Linked DNA regions of Homo sapiens: regions 1 and 3 are each linked to region 2. A link is a contact called in ENCODE Hi-C or POLR2A ChIA-PET data. All regions are on one chromosome and are shown on one strand. The core of a region is the stretch at or near the end of the contact, and the rest is flanking DNA. Distances in the headings are between cores, read along the strand shown.

What was found. Hi-C counts contacts between places; a loop is a spot of excess contacts on that map. ChIA-PET counts read pairs that join two places held with the same protein, here RNA polymerase II (POLR2A). Pooled maps may share reads with other maps.
Region 1: a loop to region 2 is called in a map of gastrocnemius medialis, with 8 times the contacts of the local background. The contact joins the promoter of PCNT here to the promoter of CFAP410 in region 2. A Hi-C loop is called at or near these places in 1 of 168 maps with a recorded cell type or tissue (gastrocnemius medialis), 1 of 37 single-sample maps with no recorded cell type and 13 of 50 pooled maps. POLR2A ChIA-PET finds 5 or more read pairs at or near these places in 1 of 52 experiments (A673).
Region 3: a loop to region 2 is called in a pooled map, with 28 times the contacts of the local background. The contact joins the promoter of LSS here to the promoter of CFAP410 in region 2. A Hi-C loop is called at or near these places in 2 of 37 single-sample maps with no recorded cell type and 11 of 50 pooled maps.

What each region holds. Positions count from the first base shown.
Region 1 is chr21:46,322,667-46,325,578 of GRCh38, reverse strand. It overlaps PCNT (pericentrin), which reads right to left and starts at 1,423. Exons shown (of 47, transcript NM_006031.6): 1 at 1,297-1,423. The coding sequence starts at 1,350. C21orf58 (chromosome 21 open reading frame 58) reads left to right here and starts at 1,709. Exons shown (of 8, transcript NM_058180.5): 1 at 1,709-2,912. The coding sequence starts at 2,841. RefSeq lists silencers at 631-1,090, 1,361-1,690 and an enhancer at 2,041-2,180.
Region 2 is chr21:44,337,914-44,340,883 of GRCh38, reverse strand. CFAP410 (cilia and flagella associated protein 410) reads left to right here and starts at 1,494. Exons shown (of 7, transcript NM_004928.3): 1 at 1,494-1,766. The coding sequence starts at 1,690. RefSeq lists an enhancer at 1,316-1,535 and silencers at 1,536-1,905, 2,206-2,325.
Region 3 is chr21:46,227,322-46,230,267 of GRCh38, reverse strand. It overlaps LSS (lanosterol synthase), which reads left to right and starts at 1,494. Exons shown (of 22, transcript NM_002340.6): 1 at 1,494-1,536; 2 at 1,669-1,834; 3 at 2,578-2,716. The coding sequence starts at 1,523. It overlaps MCM3AP-AS1 (MCM3AP antisense RNA 1), which reads right to left and starts at 1,037. Exons shown (of 4, transcript NR_110565.1): 1 at 1,002-1,037. RefSeq lists silencers at 690-1,129, 1,190-1,449, 1,460-1,629, 1,690-1,739 and enhancers at 1,159-1,453, 2,170-2,239.

The sequences.
Region 1 (2,912 bases), core at 174-2,673, 2.0 Mb before region 2:
AGAAAAATTACACAAGGCCATTTACACAAGAAAATGGTCTCTCAAGGAAATATTTCCTTCAAAGTCAACCTCATGTCGTTTATTTTCATGTCCTCCTCCACCACACCTATCCATGTCGGGATATAGCACAGACCTGGTCTGCGGCCTGCGTCGCCCTACAGGCGGCGTCTTGTCCCTCCCTCCCCCCTCCACCCTCCTGGGAGCTCTGCTCCTGTTCGCAGCTCCCTGCAGGCTCCGGGCTCCCCTTCCCCTCCTGCCCGCCTCAGCCCTTCCCCGGCCTAGCCCCGCGTCCCCTGTCCGCCGTGCCCGGGAGCCCCGCTCTTCCCCAGCACCCCAGCCAGAACATCCTGGGGGGGAGCGGCGCGCACCTCGCAGAGGCCGGCCTGCTCCCGCGGTTCCGCCTCGCGCTTTCGGGACTCCCTTTCTCCTGCCCCCGAGTCATGGGCTCTGCGCGCTTTATTCCCACGAAACCTAGGACAGTGGCCATCAAACCGAGCGCTTTTTCACGGAGAAACCCGGGGCGGGAGAAAGACGGGAGCGCGTCCCTTGAAGGCGCCCGGCGCCAGCGCCGCGTGGGTTCCCGGCAGCGTACGCCAGGCCCGGACGGGCAGGACGCGAGCCCAAGGGCGCGGGAAGAAGACGGCGGCCGGGAGCGCCGCGGGGGCCTTTCACACAGTAAGGACTGCAACGCCGCGAGAAACGCGCGGGGAAAGCATCTCCGACGGACGAGGCGAAGGCGCACCCTGGGGAGGCGCTGCAGGCCACCCGCGCCACGCCCCCGGCCCCGGCCGCGCAGGAAACTGGCCCTAGACCAAGCAGCCACCCGAATACCGGCCGCCCGCCCCAGGCCACCCGGTCCCGGAGGACGCGGGAGCCACTGGAAGATCCAGCCTGGGGTCCAGCGCCTGCCGCGCCCCACCCCCTCCGTGCAGCCACGCCACGCCCCTGTAGCCCCGCCCTGCAGCCACACCCCGCCCCGGCGTGCACCGCGCCCAGCCCGCGCCCCACCCCCCCCGACGCAGGCGCAGCCCCGCCCCGGCCCGCCCGAGAGGCGCCGCGCGTCCCGGCCGCTGATTGGCTGTGGCCGCGGCGGGGGCGGGACCTGGCGGAGAGCGGCGGATTCAAGATGGCGGCGGCCAGGAGGCGGCTTCCAGCGGAGCCGGCGGGAAAAAGCGAGACCTCCGCGGCGGCTTCCGCCGGACCGCGTCCTCTCCTGGCAGGGGGCGGTGGCGGGCACCGGAGCCGCCCTTAGGACTTCACGCCAGAGCAGCTAGAGAAGAAGCCCCTAATGTTTACCTTCGTCCTCCCGGCCTCCACCTTTCTGCGCCGCTGCTCTTGCTCAACTTCCATCTCCCTCAGACTCCGCGCGGGCCGCCCGGCGGTGACGGGGCTGACACAGAGCAGCCTTCGCTCTATTTACACTCCCTCCCCCGCGCTTGGGCTCGCCCTCCCCCCGCGACAACTGTCACGCAGCCGCGGCCCCGCCCCCGACACGCGCCGCCAATCAGGGGGCTGCGTTTCCGGTCTCGCGCACGCGCGCTCTGGGCGGTGCAGCCTGGGCGGAGCCCCGCCCTTTACGCTCGCCGGCCACAGATTGGTGCGCTCACGTACCCGCCTCCTACGGCAGGACCAGTAAGCGGAAAGCGGAGGCCTGGCGCCCGCTGTGATTGGCCGATTTTAAAATCCCCTGCCAGGCTGGCCGAGCGGCAAAAAGTTCGCGCTGCTGGTCCCGCGCGGGCGGCCCCTGGGCTTTGTGTCCACCAGGACAGCGGGCCGGGCTCCCTGCAGGCGCGGGCGGCGCCGAACGGTGCTCAGCAACCACCCGGACAGGGCCAGGCCGTTTTCTCCCGCTCAGGCATTAGTCGTTGGCTGTGGGCCGCCGCGGGAAGTTGAGGCCTACCACGGAGGAGGCTGCTGAGGTGGATCTCAGGGGATCCGCAAGGGCTCCCTCACCCTTGCCGGGACCCTGGGAACCCGAAACAAAATCCTACGCCACCAGCCCGCCGAATGCGCCCCCTCGGCCGGGGGTCCTGGGTCTTCAGAGAAGAACTCGGCCGAATGCGGTCAGAAAGCCCGCGAACCGCCTGGACCTGCAGGCCCCGCCGCTTGGAGCTCCCGCCTTTCCCGACCGAGCCCGTGTCTGCTCGTGTGTCTCACTGATGTCTTAGGTCTCAAAAAAAAAAGAAAAGAAAAGGTTTTTAGTAGACAGAAGAGAAATGGGGCCGTGGGTTCGTGGTCCCAGGGGGAAACTGACGTCGCATGAGGTCGTCGTCCCTCAGCTTGAGCTCAGCGGAACATAAGCTTGCAGAGGTGGAAACCACGGAAGGTTTGGGTGTCTTGGAGCTCTCTGGACACCGAAGCCCGGACACAGTCCCGGGGTCCGCACCGCCTGTGACCTGTGGCGGGACCGCCGGGGTGGGCGTTTTCTCAGCTGGCGCGCGCGTAGGTGGAACTTGGGAAACTAACTGGAGCGAAGTGGCAAAAAACCAAGACAGGGCCGGTGACCTCGCGCAGGCCGTCCTTAACTGTGGAGTATTCCTTCAGCTAACCCCTTTATTTCATGTGTCCAAGTCTGGTTTCTGGGTTTCTTTGTAGTCCTCCGGGCCTGTTCGTGCGCCTTCACTTGCAAAAGGTTCGTCGTGGAGGGCCGTGTGCTTGTTTGCAGCAGTAACGATGCCCTTCCCGAGCGTGCTGGAGTGGCTCCTCGCTGACGCAAGCTCACCTTGCAGCCTCCTCAGCAACTGCAACTTAAACGCGCCCTCAGGAAGCCCTGGAATCTCGCTCAGAATTTTTTTTCTTTTTTTGAGACAGTCTCGCTGCGACGCCCAGGCTATAGCGCAATGGCGCGATCTCGGCTCCCTGCAACCTCCCTCAGGAAGCCGTGGAAGCTCGACCGCCAGAAACTTCCTTCT
Region 2 (2,970 bases), core at 245-2,744:
AGCTTATCTTGTGACCTCCAGAATAATGGCTGACGAATGTTTACATCTGCATCTTAGTGGAATTCATGCTCCTCTATCCTTCTAGGCTGGTAGTGTAACCGCCCAATGGGTTCGCCTTGCCCACTGCCTAGACAGAACCGATTTATCAAGGCAACGGAATTGCAATGGAGAAAGAGTAATACACACAGAGCTGGCTGTGCAGGAGAGCAGAGTTTTATTATCACTCAAATCAGTCTCCCCAAGCATTCGGGGATCCGTGTTTTTAAGGATAATTTGGCGGGTATGGGCTCAGAAAGTGGTGAGTGCTGATTGGTCAGGTCGAAGATTAAATCATAGGGGGTCAAAATGAGTTCTGGCTGACTTCTGTCCCTGGGTGGGATCACACACATGGTTGAGCCAGATTATCCGTTTGGGTGGTGTCATCTGCTGCATCTGAATGCAGGGTCTACAAAATATTTCAAGCACTGACCTTAAGTTTTGCAACAGTGATGTTATTCCCAGAAGCAATTTGGGGAGGTTCAGACTCTTGCCGCCAGAGGTTGCATGGCCCCTAAACTGTAATTTTTAATCTCGTAGCTTAATTTGTTAGTCCTACAAAGGCAGACTGGTCCCCAGGCAAGAAGGGTTTTTTTGGGAAAGGGCTATTATCAATTTTGTTTCAGTTTAATCTATAAACTAAATTCCTTCCCAAGGCTAGTCTGGTCTACACCCAGGAATGAACAAAAGCAGCTTAGAGGATAGCAGGAAGATGGGGTGGGTGAGGAGATCTTCCCCTGTCATAATTTCTTCAGTTATGATTTTTGCAAAGGCGGTTTCAGTGGTCTCATTAGCTTTACAAAGGCTGTTTAGTTTTGAGGAAGGGCTGCTATCACTTAAACTATAAATGTCTCCCAAAGTTACCTTTGCTTATCCAGGAATAATTAAGGGCAGTTTTAAGGCCAAAGGCAAGATGGGGGTTGGCCAGATCTCCTTCAAGGCCAACCTTCTCTCACCGATACAATTTTTTGCAAAGGCGGTTTCAGAACGTCAGAACGCCTGTCTTAATGTAACTGTGGCCCATGTAACGATGTTTAGAGGGTCTTATCTGATTTCTAAAAGGTTGAAATGCTTGTAAGGGCTCTGCTGGACCTGCCCGTGCGTCTTTCCTATAAATGCGTCTTTTCTGTAAATGCTGGGAGGGAGGGAGACAAGGAATCAACACAGCCCCAGGGCTGCCCTGGGTTTATTCCAAGAGTTTGAATCGCGTAACTTGGAGCTGTGTAGCGCCCATGCCATCCACGCTAGGCCTGCGCTCAGAGTCAGGCCTAGGCACTCGGCCATGATGCGCGTCGGACCGAGCCCACCCCGCTCGGTTCCTGGGAGCAGCAGTTCAGCCCTCACTGGGCCGACTCGGGGACCGCCACCTGCACCCACCCTCTGCTCGCTGCGCGCTTCCGGGGTCGCGTTAGAATCGCGTCAGAGAAGGGCGCCCCAGGCCGCGCATGAGCAGGAGCAGAGCCAACGTGTCAGCGGCGCCCAAGCGGCCCCAGCGGGCTCGCGTCGCCCCGCTCTCCTCACCGAGCCGCCAATCGGCTCAGGATCCGCCCCTGACGACGCGGGCCCCGCCCCTGGAGACACGCGCCGCGCAGTCGTCACCCGCCCGGGATCAGGAGGCCGGGGGCGCCCGCCGGTCGGGCCTGGGCGGCCGCCATGAAGCTGACGCGGAAGATGGTTCTGACCCGGGCCAAGGCCTCGGAGCTGCACAGCGTGCGCAAGCTCAACTGCTGGTGAGGCGGGGCCTGGCCGCGGCCGCCCCGGGGTGGGGGGAGGAGCCGGGGCGGGGCGAGGGCGGAGCCGGAGGGAGGAGCCGGGGCGGGGAGAGGGCGGAGCCGGAGGGAGGAGCCGGGGCGGGACGAGGGCGGAGCCGGAGGGAGGAGCCGGGGCGGGGAGAGGGCGGAGCCGGGGCGGGGAGAGGGCGGAGCCGGGGCGGGGAGAGGGCGGAGCCGGAGGGAGGAGCCGGGGCGGGACGAGGGCGGAGCCGGAGGGAGGAGCCGGGGCGGGACGAGGGCGGAGCCGGAGGGAGGAGCCGGGGCGGGACGAGGGCGGAGCCGGAGGGAGGAGCCGGGGCGGGGCGGGGCGGGGGCGGAGTGGAAGGGGGGAGGGGCAGGGGCGAGGGCGGCGAAGGAGCCGCGGGTGAGGGAGGGGAGGAGGCCGGGGGTCGGGGTCGCCTGGGCCCCCCCCCATTTCCCGGCCCGCCTTTGCCCCGGGTGCCCTGTGGGCTGGGTCTGTTGTCTGGGGTTGCCAGCAGTCACTGGGACCAAGTCGAATAGGAGAGAGAACTGAGCTTTCCAGGACTGAGTCAGGAAACACGTTGGTAATCAGTACTGGGGGCGGCCGTTCCCAGGGTACTCCTAGCAGGTGACAGGAAGGGACGTGGGTGCGGTGGGACCCAGGCAGGCTGAAAGGCAGGTAATGCTGAGTCTCACTGAGCCAAGGAAGACCAGGAGCTTCCAGAAGAGGGAGCCTGGAGTTGAGGCCTGCAAGATCTCCAGGGTTCCCTGGGGACTCAGCAGAGTGACCGCGCCGTGTCAACTGGCCTCACCGTGCAGGCGGGTGTGGGGGTCAGCGAGAGCAGACGCTTCCTCCCAGGGGTGTCCGCAGACTGCCCAGAGTGAGCTCTTCCCTGTTAATTAAAAAGCTTTTCTCTCTGCCCTGGCATATCTGGTGTTTTGGCTACAATTCCCGTGTCATTTGCTTTCAATAATGCATTTCTTTGTTTTGCATGGGGTGGTCAGTACTCCCACTAAGCTGGGAGAAACAACAACCCTGTTTCAGGCTTTTAAAGTTTGCTTCATAAGTTGCCTGTTCACCCTTTGAACTTGACCTCTTATAAAGACGCCCTTGTTTATGTCTGTCAGTGAGAGAAATGAACCTTCTGCTACTCAGGGACCATGAGGAAGAGTTCATCTTTTTGTGTCTTACAAATGGAGC
Region 3 (2,946 bases), core at 245-2,744, 1.9 Mb before region 2:
GATTTAAGCCTTGTCCTTCAAGCTAGGTTTTTAATTTGTGGCAAAGCTGATATTTTGATACCCACCCATCTTATTGCTGTGTCTTTTTCATCCGTTTCTGAACTGGGATAGGAAGAGGTGATTATCCTTGATTGTCTAAAACCCCGCTATTCCACTGTGGGGAAGGTGCCTGTGGGTATTCTTTTGTCCACTCTCTCTTCCAACTTTCTCCTCCGGCTTGCTGTGGCTCACCGCCCCTTCGAAGTTAGGCTGGGGGTAGGAATTGAGGAGTGGGTGCCGAAATGCTCACTAGGCTGGGGCAGTTGTAACTGGATGTCAGGGCTTCTGTGGGCCAGGTGAAGACATGCTGGGGTCTTCTGTGGGTCCTTGACCTGACTTACGGACCACTGGCTGCAGCCTCCAGACGTCAGCCATGTTTCCAACAGTCAGACGCCCCCTGCCCTGTTGCGCCCGGCTGTCCCTTCCAAGTTCGGTCACTCGCTCTGCCTCCATCTTCCTCTTCCCTCTGCTGCTAAGGCTTTTCACCTTTAATTTCTCCTGGGGCCACCCCCAACTCCAGCGACCCCGTGAGCAGCTGAGGCTCTACCGCGCTCGGTCCTGGCCAGCGACGCAGCCCTTCCCTGGCGGGGCTCCAGGGCTTCTGGCCCCTGTGGTCCGCCAGGTGTGGGGGCCCACGGCCTCACCGCGCCTACCCCACTCCCCCCGGCGAAGCTACGCGGCGCTCAGCTTCCCAGGGACGCCGGCGGCGCCCTCGGCTCCTCCGCTCCGCCCCGCCCTCCCCCTGGTCTCGCACTGGAGCCGACGGCCCGCGCCCACCTCACCTCAGGGCGGCCTCCCGCCCCCACCCCCGGCCCCGGCGTCCGGGCAAATCCTGCAGCGCGAGAGCAATTCCCTGCCACCCGACCTTCGCACTCGCTGTCGCTCGCTCGAGCCTCGCTCCCCACGTCCTTCCTTCCGACCCGCGGCTGGACCCTCCTCACAAATTTCTCAGAGAGGCTCACCTCAAAGCGCGGCGCACGAGGCCGGGCTCCCGGGACGCAAGCCTCTAGAGGGCGCGCGAGAGGCCCCGCCCCCGCCCTTCGGCCCCACCCACCAGCCCCGCCCCCACCCGCACCCACCAGGCCCCGCCCCCACCTCCCCACCCACCAGCCCCGCCCCCACCTCCCCACCCACCAGCCCCGCCCCTCATGCCCCGCCAATAAGGCCCCACCCGCCTCCCCCGTCCCGTCGCCTTCACCCACCATCCCCGCTCCCTCAGGCCCCGCCCCACGCCGCATGGGGCACCAAGCGCTCCACCACTGTGGTCGCCTGGCACACCCCGGGGTCACGCTCGCGGCGCTCTGATTGGTTGCGTGGGCGTCGGCCCACCTAAGCCTGAGCGCCTGCCGAGGCCTGCGCCTGCGTAGTGCGCGCGGGAGGGGCGGGAGGGGCGGGAGGGGCGGGAGGGGCGGGGCTGGGCGGCAGGTCCCGGGTGCGGACATCTGGCAGCTGGCAGTGGGCGGCGTAGAGCACTGCAGCAGCAATGACGGAGGGCACGTGAGTCCCCTCGCCCCGGGCTCCTGACGAATGCGGGGTGGTCCTAGGTGCTGAGGAGAGCGCGACTGGGGCAGTGGGCCGGCGGCCGGCGTTGGGGCGGGGCCTGGGTCGCTGATGGCCGGTGGTCCTCAGGTGTCTGCGGCGCCGAGGGGGCCCCTACAAGACCGAGCCCGCCACCGACCTCGGCCGCTGGCGACTCAACTGCGAGAGGGGCCGGCAGACGTGGACCTACCTGCAGGACGAGCGCGCCGGCCGCGAGCAGACCGGCCTGGAAGCCTACGCCCTGGGGCTGGACACCGTAAGTTGCTTCCGCGGAGCGTCAGCGAGCTCGGGACCCTGAGGGGTGAGCCGTGAGGAGCACGTTTTCTCTCAGAAAGGCGGGTGGGAGGACCCGGCCAGCGACGCCCATCCCCAAGGCGAGCGCCCACGGGAACTGCGTTCGCGGGCCCCTCCGCTTCAGCCCCTTCATCTCTAAACCACGCATAGGAGACTCCTAATGTTTTATTTTTTAGCACCTTATTTTGAGATAATTTTTGACTTATAGGAGAGTTGCAAAGATAGTTGTAACTTTGTTTTTATTCACAAAAAGTGTTTGGATCCACTGTCTTAGTTGTGTGCATTGTAAGAGATTTTGGTCGTCAGAGTCTGCAGTGTAAACAGGGTCTCCTGCCGAGCCCCGGCCACCGAGGGAAAGGCTGTGCCGCCCCTTGGGCCCTCTTTGAGAGGCCCGAGTCCCAGGCCCAGGTCGGCACCCGTGCCCCACCCTACAGTCTGGGTGCCTGGTTTATTCCAGACATCTTGGAGAAGTTGTGAAGAATACATGACTGGCAAATAAAGCAACGAAAATGTGCAGCTGTTCTTTTACTTTGCTGAGGTGTGATGCTCTCATCAAAGAGTTTCAGACTTTTGATGGAAACAGCTGAAACTTTTAAAGTAATTTACATTCACTGTTTTGACTTGGGCTGTATGTGAAGAGGGTTCCTCTGGCCGGGCAACAGTCCCGTCAGCTATCTCTTTTTTTTTTTTTCGATCTCTTTGCAGAAGAATTACTTTAAGGACTTGCCCAAAGCCCACACCGCCTTTGAGGGGGCTCTGAACGGGATGACATTTTACGTGGGGCTGCAGGCTGAGGATGGGCACTGGACGGGTGATTATGGTGGCCCACTTTTCCTCCTGCCAGGTAGGAGTATGCTGCCCCAGCCTGATGGTATGGCCACCCTGGATCACCCTTGGGATCCTGGCCCAGCCTGGTCTAGGGTTTTGATGAAGCAGGTGAAAATCCAGGGGCTCACAAGAAAAGGGCTGGCAAACTCTGCCCTATGTCAGAGTCGTCCTGCTATTGGTCTAGGGGATCAGCTAGCCTTGCCAGTGTAGGGTGACAGGCTCTCTGATAAGAGAAGCAAGTGGTTC